Regions from separate parts of the Mus musculus genome. Here region 2 is linked to region 1. A link is a loop called in an ENCODE intact Hi-C map of the cell type or tissue named here. Cell type or tissue: gastrocnemius. All regions are shown on one strand.

The links. Peaks named below come from ENCODE experiments on the same cell type or tissue, not always from the same donor. Only the 100,000 strongest peaks of a DNase experiment are listed, where the experiment ranks them.
Region 2: it touches region 1 in a loop (4-fold over the local background); 17 of 42 quality-filtered maps call a loop at or near these places.

The regions. Positions count from the first base shown.
Region 1 is chr10:60,403,115-60,408,114 of GRCm38, forward strand. It overlaps Cdh23 (cadherin 23 (otocadherin)), which reads right to left. Exons shown (of 71, transcript NM_023370.3): 28 at 4,261-4,374; 29 at 3,171-3,319. Gm17455 (predicted gene, 17455) reads left to right here. Exons shown (of 2, transcript NM_001164374.1): 2 at 1-445. The coding sequence ends at 230. It also overlaps a transcript of Vsir not described here. Among named protein-coding and RNA genes, the nearest start is that of Gm17455, 5.9 kb to the left of the region's middle. In gastrocnemius, no CTCF peak of the experiment used is centred here; DNase peaks (open chromatin) are centred at 2,850 and 4,953; H3K27ac peaks cover 1,209 bases.
Region 2 is chr10:60,344,452-60,349,451 of GRCm38, forward strand. The region is part of intron 39 of Cdh23 (cadherin 23 (otocadherin)); the gene reads right to left. It overlaps Vsir (V-set immunoregulatory receptor), which reads left to right and starts at 2,400. Exons shown (of 7, transcript NM_028732.4): 1 at 2,400-2,652. The coding sequence starts at 2,571. In gastrocnemius, a CTCF peak has its summit at 2,385; DNase peaks (open chromatin) are centred at 2,404 and 2,813; H3K4me3 peaks cover 2,972 bases; H3K27ac peaks cover 2,982 bases.

The DNA.
Region 1 (5,000 bases):
TGTGTAAGCCAACTGCCCTGGACCCTGGCCGCCGAGGGGCCCGGGAATGCATGCCACATCACCCAGTGAGCCCCAGTGAGCCCAGGCTCCGGCTCTGGAAGCGCCTGGGCTCGCTGCGACGCTCTCTGCACAGCTTCCGACGAGGCAGGCCTGCTATCCAGCGGTGTCCTCTGCCGGACTCTGATGACCACCGAGGTGACTATGACTGGACTGAAGCCACCATGATGTGACACAGTGCCTGTCCACACACAGGCTCACCCGAGACCATTCTGTCTCTGATGGAACCTGACATCCCAGGCCATAGGACAGTGGTACCAGTACTCTGGACCCCTAAAGCACCCCAGTATTTTCCTGTGTGTTTAGTCTATGTCCTTTCCCAGAAGACTCTGAAGGCCCCTAATTCTGCTTGTTAACAGACCATTGAATCAAAAGATGAATACCCAAAGGCCTCTAGACCTTTACTCTGGGGCTCTGAGGTGTAACTTGAGGCACTGGAGCACCTGTTTTGGAAGCTAGGTATCTACTAATCCTAGGAATAGCACCCTATGGTCCCCCAGAAGCCTTGTTTATCTTCTGAAGATTCAGCTTAAACCAGCTGCTAAAAGGTCCAGGTATCTTCGCTAAGTGGGGTGCTTGCATCCCTGCATCTGGCTAACCCAAGGAAAGGGACTCCAGGGATCTGTTTCCTGCCCCTTCTGGTGGGTCTTATTCATTGCCAGCTAGGGCACTGGTAAGAATCAGACCATGAGCATCCTTTAGTGGCATCTGTCAGGACAGCCTGGGAAGACCTGAAGACAGATTAAGATGTTTCCTGTATGCTAAGTGTGGAAGCTCACACTTGCAATCCCAGCATTCAACAGGCTGAGGTGGGAGGATTATCTAAGGCAGCCCGAGCTAAACGTGAAATCACAATGCAGATAAGATCAAAACAAATCAGACAAACAAACACTAGGCTGTTGTCCAAGGCTAGGTGGAGGCTGTATCACCATGGTAGGAGGCTAGCCACTGCCAGCACCAGAGGCGATGCCACCTGGACCCCTAAAGCACCCCAGGATGCATGGCAGTGGTACCATGTCTTCCTGGGAAAGAGGTGGCCTCCTCTCAAGATAGCGTGGACCAGACCTCCCAGGATCAAGGCTGGAGGATCAAGGCTGGATGGCACTAGCTGTGCTCTTTGTGGTGTGGCAACAACCTCATCAAGTAACAGGTCAAAGCAGGCCCACTCGTGTGGTGTGGGCTGCTAGGGATCCTTTCTCTCACCCTCTCATGCCAGCCAAGGCTTTCTGCATCTTAGACTTGAAGATGGCGCAGAGGGAACCTGAGATGCTTAGCTCCTGTCCCAGAGTCAAATGATCCAGGAGCCCATCACAAGGCTGCCTACCCTAGTTAAGCCACTTAAGTCTTCCCAAGGACTAATCTCTGGTTTTGCTGTTACTTTGTCCAGAGCTGTCACTGTCTCCTCTGTGTCCACTGGATGTACCCACTCTACAGTGTGCATCTGGCCACTAGCTGCAATTTATATTTCGAGCCTCTCGTCCTGACCAGACACTTCAGGCAGCTGAATGATACTGTCCTCCCTGCTTACCGTTTATGCTTTATTAGTACCAGTAGTTCGAAGCCTCCTTTGTTTTCCAATAGAACTGCCCCCTCTCCCAGAATTGCTCTTGTGTCTAATCTGCATCAGGGAGGCAGGCAGCATGCACAGTCTCATCTGCCTTCTTCCCTATGAGCCCGGGAGCAGCAGGGAGCCAGATCTTGTGCCAGCGCTCACTGTACCCCACTCACCAAGGTTATCAGCTGTCAGCTTGACGCACACCCACACTGATCTCCCAGTGCCCCAGTGCTCCCACAGCCTAAAGGAAGGTGGTTCTCCAAGCATGCTACAGAGGTAAGGTCACTGTGCCTTGCTCCTGCGTCCTGGAGACCTCAGAAAGGGAGGGGTGCATCTTTGCAGGATACTTCTAGGGCCTAGGAGAAAGTGTCCTGAGATGCTGAACATCTGAGAAGTGAGGAGAGCAGAGGGGTGGGTAGGGGGAGCCCATGTCACTCAGGGACTCCAGGATGCAGACTCAAGTCTTACAAATGTAGAAACCAGAATTTCAGGGCTGGGGAAAAAAAATCAGCTTCCACTCCAAACCATCTTTAAACAATTCCCTGCCCCCCCCACCCCCATTTCTTCAGCTCCCTGAAACATCTCAGACTAAAATGTAGGAACGAGGCTCCCTTATGACCTGCTATGTTGTCCTTAGTTTGGGTGGGCTGCAGTTTCTGGGGTGCCTATCAGTGAGCTGAGAGTTGCAGGTACTAAGCAAGGGTGGGGCCCTATTGCCTCATGGTGGTGGTGGTGGTGGGGCTCTAATTCTTTCTTAGCTGAGGCCAGAGGAAGGGACCCATTTCCTCCCTCCTGGAGCCAGATGCTGGATGCCTCTGGTCTTCCTGGAATCTATTGAGAGTCTTTCTGAGCCTCTCCTGACAACTGACAGTGCCCACACGGGGAGGTAGACACATTCCCACTTCCTACTCTTCTTTTCCCACTGAGCCAGAAAACAGGCCGTAGTGGCAGGCCCATCTTTGCTGAGTTGGCTTACCCTTAGGATGAGTCAAAACACTGAGGCTGGTGAAATGGGCCATTCATTCCCTGTCTTCCCTCCCAGCAACTGAGAGCCCCCTTCCCTCTCCGTGTGTGTGTGTGTGTGTGTGTGTGTGTGTGTGTGTGTGTGTGGTGTGCTTCATTTTTAGGGTCCTCCTCCCTCTGGGCCTTTTAGCTGTGGCTCCTATACTGGGCCAAGGAGCTCTTCCTTTTGCCTGCTTCCTTCCAAGAGGGGAGCCTGGCCAACAAGCCGTGAAAGCAGCTCTGTTCTGGCCTTGCTGAGCCCTGGCTCTCGCGCTCTCTCTCCTTGATTCCTTTCCAGGAAACAGCTACTTTCCTCTCTCCACTGCTTTGAAAGGCTCTGGGGGACGCCAAGGTGAGCCAGGGCCCTGTCCTCAGCTAACACAGACTGTGGCCCATTCTTCTCAGAAGGGAGGAGGGACCATTTTTCTTCAAGTACAAGCCACTTCCAGCCCACCCTTGGATCCCTGCTGTCCCCACCCCTTATAGTATGATGCTATCGAGTATGAATACTCTCAGGGCTGAGCAGAGCCCTGCCTGGTCCTAGCTTGCCACCTACCTGCACAATGCTGTGGCCTTCTGGGATGTCTTCGGGGACACTGGCCTCATAGCTGCTTTGCAGAAAGATGGGCCGGTTGTCATTCACATCCAGAACTGTGACAAACACGGTGGCTGTACCCGTGCGCCTCTTGCCTACAGGGCCATTGTCTGTGGAGGGTGAGGGGTGAAGAAAAGGTATTAGAAGCTCTGTATGCCAGGCCATCAGCCAGAGTTACACAGTCCTTCATCTGCCTCAAGGGATGGTGGCTCACTGCCCTTCTGGACCATCAACACCACTAACGATATCCTGGGGCTGACATAATGCCACATCCCAGGGAGAGCCTTGTCTGGCTCATTCAGTCTTCACAACAAGCTAGGGAAGCAGGCAGGATTCTCCATCCCAATGCACAGCTGAGCTAAGCAGGGCACTAAAGAAGGTGGGATGAACGGTCAGATCCTCAGAGCCTAGGCACACTATTCATTTCATAAAAGGGGCCTATGGAGACATAATTAAGTTGAAGATCTTGAAGGGAGGTCAGTCCCCCTAGCCATTTAACCAGTGATTCAGTGACTTAGAAGGTTCTGTACTCTGATCACAGTGCGTGCCTGTAGCTCCTCAAGGAAAGCCAAGGCAGGAGGATTATTAGAGACCAGTTATTTGAGTATTGCTTGTCTCAAAAACCAACCACCAGCAAAGAGAAGGTCAGGTGAGGGGTGGGGCATGAGCCAAGGAACCCCAAGGCCACGGGACCTGGAGGAGCAAGGAAGAGTTCTTCCCAGAGGCTGGGGGTGGGGTTCGGGGTGTCTGTAGCTCTGCCCAGGGCATGGAATCCAGTCTCCTCCTGGCCACCTTCTGATGAAGACATTTTTTCTTTCCAGCAGAGTGGCCATGAGTCTACTTATTGGCCTGCATGTGGCTTTACCCTTCTTTATAGTTGGGAGCACATGATAGCCACTGAGGGGTAGTCACTCACCCCACAGTGCCCTGTGAGTGTGGGGGCCTTTCTTCACTAGCCTCGGGGCAGAGGGTTGACTCTAAGCCGGGCTCCCCAGGGTAAACTCTGCCTGGAACAGCCATGTGGGCAGTGTGCACGACAGCTAGCACTCACCTATGGCCTCCAGCACCAGTGTGTACGCAGCCGTGGTCTCACGGTCCAGGCCGACTACGGTTCTCACCACGGCATCACGGTAGCCCACACTAAACTTCCCATCCACGTTTCCCGCTGCAGGCAGAAGAGAAGGAAGACTTGGGTTGTTCAGCAGAGTTCTACAAAGTGACGCACCATGACTCTCCTCCTGAGTGGGAACCTGCACAGGATCCCTCAGAGGATGCTCTTACAGGTAGAGGGTGCAGCTTGTATGAGCACCTACTGTGTGCCAGGCACTCCAATTATGGACTAGTTCCTTTAACCTCCACTTGATCTGCAGTTCTGTATCCTGTCCTGTGCTCCTCCTGTATGTTCACTTTGGAGCGTGGGTCCTGCCCATGTTGCCCTAGCATCTCTCCCAGAGGAGGCTGAACAGCTGACCTGGGTAAGGGACATTTTACACATGGCTCAGGCCTGACTGGGGTACAAGTGTGAATTTCCCAGGACCCTCATCTTTAGGGATAGTGAGGGGCTGAAAGGACTACAGCTCTCTAGGCGGGAATTCAGAATGGCATAGAGGAGCATGTGGACAGGAGACAGGTGGGCTTGGTGTCCTTGAGTGGCGGTCCCCTTGTTGGGTGGAGCCAGGGAAGGGACTGTCTGAGACCAGAGAGGGAGAGACGCCGCCTGTGTGAGCAGGCTGCAGTACAGCACTCTAGCCAGCAGAGGGAGCCATTGTACTGTGCTCGGAACAACTGGTT
Region 2 (5,000 bases), 59 kb before region 1:
CTGGGGTGGGAAGAGGGCCTAGTTTCTACTTCATCTCTGCTGTCTTGGCTGTTCTCTGGCAAAAGAGAATATTCTTTGTTCTATCACCAAGAAGGACCCAAAGCTGTCTCACCAGATGGGGTCCCAAGGTCACATTCACACTCAGGGGCCTGACTTATGTTTTGATAGTTTCTGGGGTTCTCATGCCAGGGTGTTTGCTAGCTTTAGCCGTACCAAACTCGTGTAAGGTCACCTAATGATAACAGGACAGACTATCCTCCTGAGGTAGTCCTTCTTACCCAGTAGCCAGAGTGGGTGTGCCCATAGAGCCTGTGAGAGGCCACCCATATCATCTACAATGTATAGCTACCAGCCCCCACCCCCTGCCCCTAGTTGGATCCCTGACATTGTACTTGGACTGTCCTCTGACCTTTAGCTAGGAACCACTAGGAGTTCAACATCCTTGTCCTTAGACATAGTCACCCCCGCCCCCATTGGTAACCTCTACCATTCTATCTAGACAGGGCTTACTTTCAAGTCTGTCCCCCAGGTGACAGTGCAGATGACAGCCTTTTCACGTCCATCCTGTATAAGGGACTGGATCACATGGGAGCTGGGAGGCTGTGTGTGGTGGGACAGGCCTACGATCTCAGATACTTGAGAGGCCAGTGATAGAAAGGCTGTGATCAACTCAAGGCACTCCCGGGGAGCTTATTGAGAAGTTAAGAGAAAGGAAACAAAGAAAGAAACAAAGGAGACAAAGGAGGCTGGTGATGCAGTTTAGTGGCAGTGCACTTGCCTCGCATCCCTGAGGCCCTGGATCAATGCCCAGCACTGAAACAGAGTGAAGAAGAGAATCACTGGGGAGGGGGTACCCCTCAGCTGGCAGAGTACTTGCCTAGAATGTCTGAGTCCCCATGTCTGACTCAACACTGGGGAAGCTGGGTATGGTGGTATCCACTATAATCCCAGCACTCAGTAGGCAGAGGTAGAAGAATTAGAGGTTCAAGACTATTCCCGTTACACAGGAAGGTCAAGGCTAGTCTGAGATGATGGAACACACATAAACACACACACACACACACACACACACACACACACATGTACACACATGAGCACACACACAGTATACACACATATGTATATATGTAAACATATATATATATGTTCTCATGCATAGATAAATGTACACACGTAAACACATGAGCATACACACACTATATCTATATCTATAAAATCTAGGGTTCTCATGCATACACACATGTACACGTGTACACACATGAGTACACACACAATGTGTGTATACACACACATATATCTTCTGGTGTTCTCATTGGTGTTCTCATGTGTATATATATATATATATATATATATATATATATATATATATATATATATACAAAACACACACACACACACACACACACACACACACCGGTGGGAGGCCATGGTCCTCAAAACTCAGTAGGGCAGGGGAACTCAGGTAAGGAATTTACTGGTTCCTAGCTCAGATCTGGTCTTGTGGCTGAAGGAAGCACTGACAGGAGGGGTTGGGGAGGGGGCTCCAAGGTCAGGCCAGGAAAGAACAGAGTGGAGCAAGCTCTAAGTGATCGCAAGTACAAGGATGAGTGTAGATACCTATGAGGGCCCGGAGGACAGCATGGGAGTGAGTTTGTAGAGGGGCCATGGTGGTGCATCCCTGCAATCCCAGCATGCATTAGGCGAGGTAGAAGAGTCTTGAGGGCAGCCTGAGCTACAAGGCAGCATCCTGTCTCAGAAAGCTAACCCCTCAAAAACCACAAACAAAACTCCGCCCAAACAAAACAATACAAACCCCACAGAAACAAAACTCCACACAAGTATGTTGAAAACAAACTACCAGCAAGACAGAATCAAGGGAGCCTATGAATAACAGCCCAGCCATAGATAAAGCCCTGGGGGAAAGAGGCTGAGAAGGTTCCATGGGGCACACCAACAGATGCAGGAGCGTGTCCTGAGGTTGGGAAGTTCTGGGCTTGTGCATGCCCTGCGCGTGTTTCAGGTGTGTTAGCCGGTGGACATAACTGTACCAGGTGTATCAGCTGCAGGGCACACAAGCGCAGAATGAGCCAAACTCCCTCCCACTTGCTAAAGTCATCGTAGATTTCCCTTACTTATCCACCTACCCGCCCACCCATCTACCCTGGGCTGCTGGAGAACAGGGAGCCAAAGTCCTGCCTCCAGACTAGGAGAACCGCAAGGCAAGCTGGGTTAGACTAGGGTCCACACTTTAGTATGCACGGCCCTCACGATCTCTAAAAAGCACCGGGACTTACAGGGGGAAGTGGCTGGTTGGACACTTGCCACTTCTATCAGCAACTCCAGCCCTTCCCCACCCCCATCCCTGGGCTCTGGAGACGCCGTACCGCCCGCCGCCCCTCGGGGGCGCTGCTGGGCGGGGAGCTTGCTCGGCCGCCTGCCTCGCCTTGGGCTCAGCATTCACTCTAGCGAGCGAGCGGCGTGTACAGCCGGCTCCCTGGGCTCCTGGAGTCCCGCTTGCTCCAAGCGCACTCCAGCAGTCTCTTTCTGCTCTTGCCCGGCTCGACGGCGACATGGGTGTCCCCGCGGTCCCAGAGGCCAGCAGCCCGCGCTGGGGAACCCTGCTCCTTGCTATTTTCCTGGCTGCATCCAGAGGTAAGATCAACAGGCGGTGGGGTGCTAGCGAGAGCTCTAGGGAGTACAGCCCGGTAGTGTAGGGGGCAGGATGGGAGTGCCCTGAATCCCCTCAGCCTGCGGTAACCTTCACCTTACCGCTGCTCCGCTGGGACAGCCCAGCAGGGTGCAGTGGTGTCTCCATCCTTCATCAGGCACATCTTTAATTGCTAACAGCTGCCAAAACAGCAGGCACGGGTGTCCCTTGGGGACTGCCTGCCAGACACTTCCCTGACCCGAGAGTCCAGAGCAGGGGCCATGAAGAACTTCTGCAAGGCAGGAGATGGGCCGGAGGAGAATCACCCCGTCCTATGGCGGTTGCTGAGTGCATTTTGACACCTGGGGCATCTCCCTGACTTCTGGCAACAGAGTCTAAGAGGACTTAGGGGGTGTGGTGCTGTGACCCTGGTATTCTATCCCCCTTGACACTTGTGTGTGAGTCTTGATGGACACTCCCGAATCTGAGCATGCTTGTCACCTGCTCTGTACTGAAAGTCTAAGGACCCGTTTGAGTGATCAGTGGGCTTCTGTCATTTAACCTTATTACAGCTGAGGAGTTGATTTGGATGAGTAAGAAAGACACGAGGGACACTCCCCTGAGCCCAGCAACCAGCTTGGATAACTCCTCGGCAGGGACACAGAAGCCCCACACAGGGAGATGTCACTTCCAAAGTCCAGACTCACAATCTGTACATTGTTCCGGGACACAGGGGCTCCCTAGAGCCCAATCTTTGTTTATTCGGTGAAGATCTCAAAGAAAAAGGGGAGGATACCCTGATAGTTGCCCAAACAGTAGACAGGTGGGTCCCCTGAGATGGCCTGCCTGATACTTCCCTGCTCAGAACCCAGGGCACGGGTGGCTTCTGCAAGGCAGGGGAGAGGAAGGGTCCAGAGGGAGTCACCATTGTCAGGACAGAGATGGAATGCTCAGCTCCGCAGAGGGAGCCAATAGCTGCATCAGAAAAGAAGGAAGAGGGGTTAAGGGGTTGAAAGGGAGGAGAGACAGGGAACTAACTCTTTATCAATACTGGGAGGCTGGCCTGGACTTCTGATAAGAAAGAAGGCACCCACACCCTATAGACAGAAGACTGAAGCCCTGGCCTGCCTTTCCTCACCACAGGAGAGAGCCTGTGGCAGGGATGGGGTGGCGATACAGGCGGGGGATGTTTCACTCCCAACCCCAAGGCTCATCAGGGGCATAGCTTCTAAGAACGGAGGACAGTGGCAGGCAGGAAGGCCAGTATGGCATCTACCTCAGGCTACTATCCTCCTCCCGGGTGACTCCACTAGGCCCCTTTCCTTGCCTCTTCCCTACCCTAACTAGAATGGGAAGCTTTCTGGTCAGCAGCCTCAATTTGGGAAACTAAGTCCTAGAGCTTCAGGGCAGAGGGTCAGCAGCTTGCAGAACTTCCAGCAGCAGCAGAGAGGTTCTGGGGGGAGCTGGGCTCCCTCACCCCCCAAGAGATTTCGCAGCCTACTGCATTTGCTGACTCCAGCTGATTGGTGAGCTGAAGGCCGCCTCCCTTCAGCTCCCAGGGAGGTAATCAGGGATCTAGGAGGCTTTCAGGAAAGAAACAAGAGGAAACTTTTAGCCTGGAGCTGCTCTGACCTCAACATTGGCTATACTTTAAGTCATAACTCATATACTTTAAGTCTTCCTTCTCTTTCCTGTAGCAGACCTGGTCAGGAGGCCTGGGGGCTGAATCCCCCCCCCCCCCCATCAGCATTGGGGCTGGGTTACCTTGAAAAGAATTGTGTTTGGGGCAGGGTGAGACGGGGAGGGGGTATCTGGGGGGACTTCAAACAGTCAGAGCTTAGGAGGCACTTGGAGTACATGGAAGACACTCCTTTCCTGGCCTGACAGGGACTGATGGGGGGCGGGGCAGGGGTTACCTTTGGAACCAGGTGCCCCAGACCCCAAGGGGTACAGAACCTCTTCCCCACAAGTGTCCCTAAGATTTGAGGAAGTTACTACCCTGCCTGTCCTTAGTCTGACCCAGGAGGCCCATTCACATGGGAGCACTGGTGTTCCAGAGAGGGGCAGCTGTCTTCCCCTTCATGGTAAACAAGCCTGCAAGGCCCTATTGAGTAAACTCCGTGCTGAAAGCCTCTGCTCCGGTAGTGGTCAGCGCTTAGGAAATCCTTAAGCCCCACCCAGCAGCCTGAGGGTAGAGCTGGCTGTCTTGGGATGCCCAGGGGCCAGAAACATGAAGGAGGGCGGAGCTGGGAGGCTGCAAGGCTGCTGTGGATCTAGGGAAGAGGAACCACAGAAAAGCTAAAGGAGTCACCTCTGTAAGTTCAGGATACGGGATCGTAGGTCTAAGCAGGAA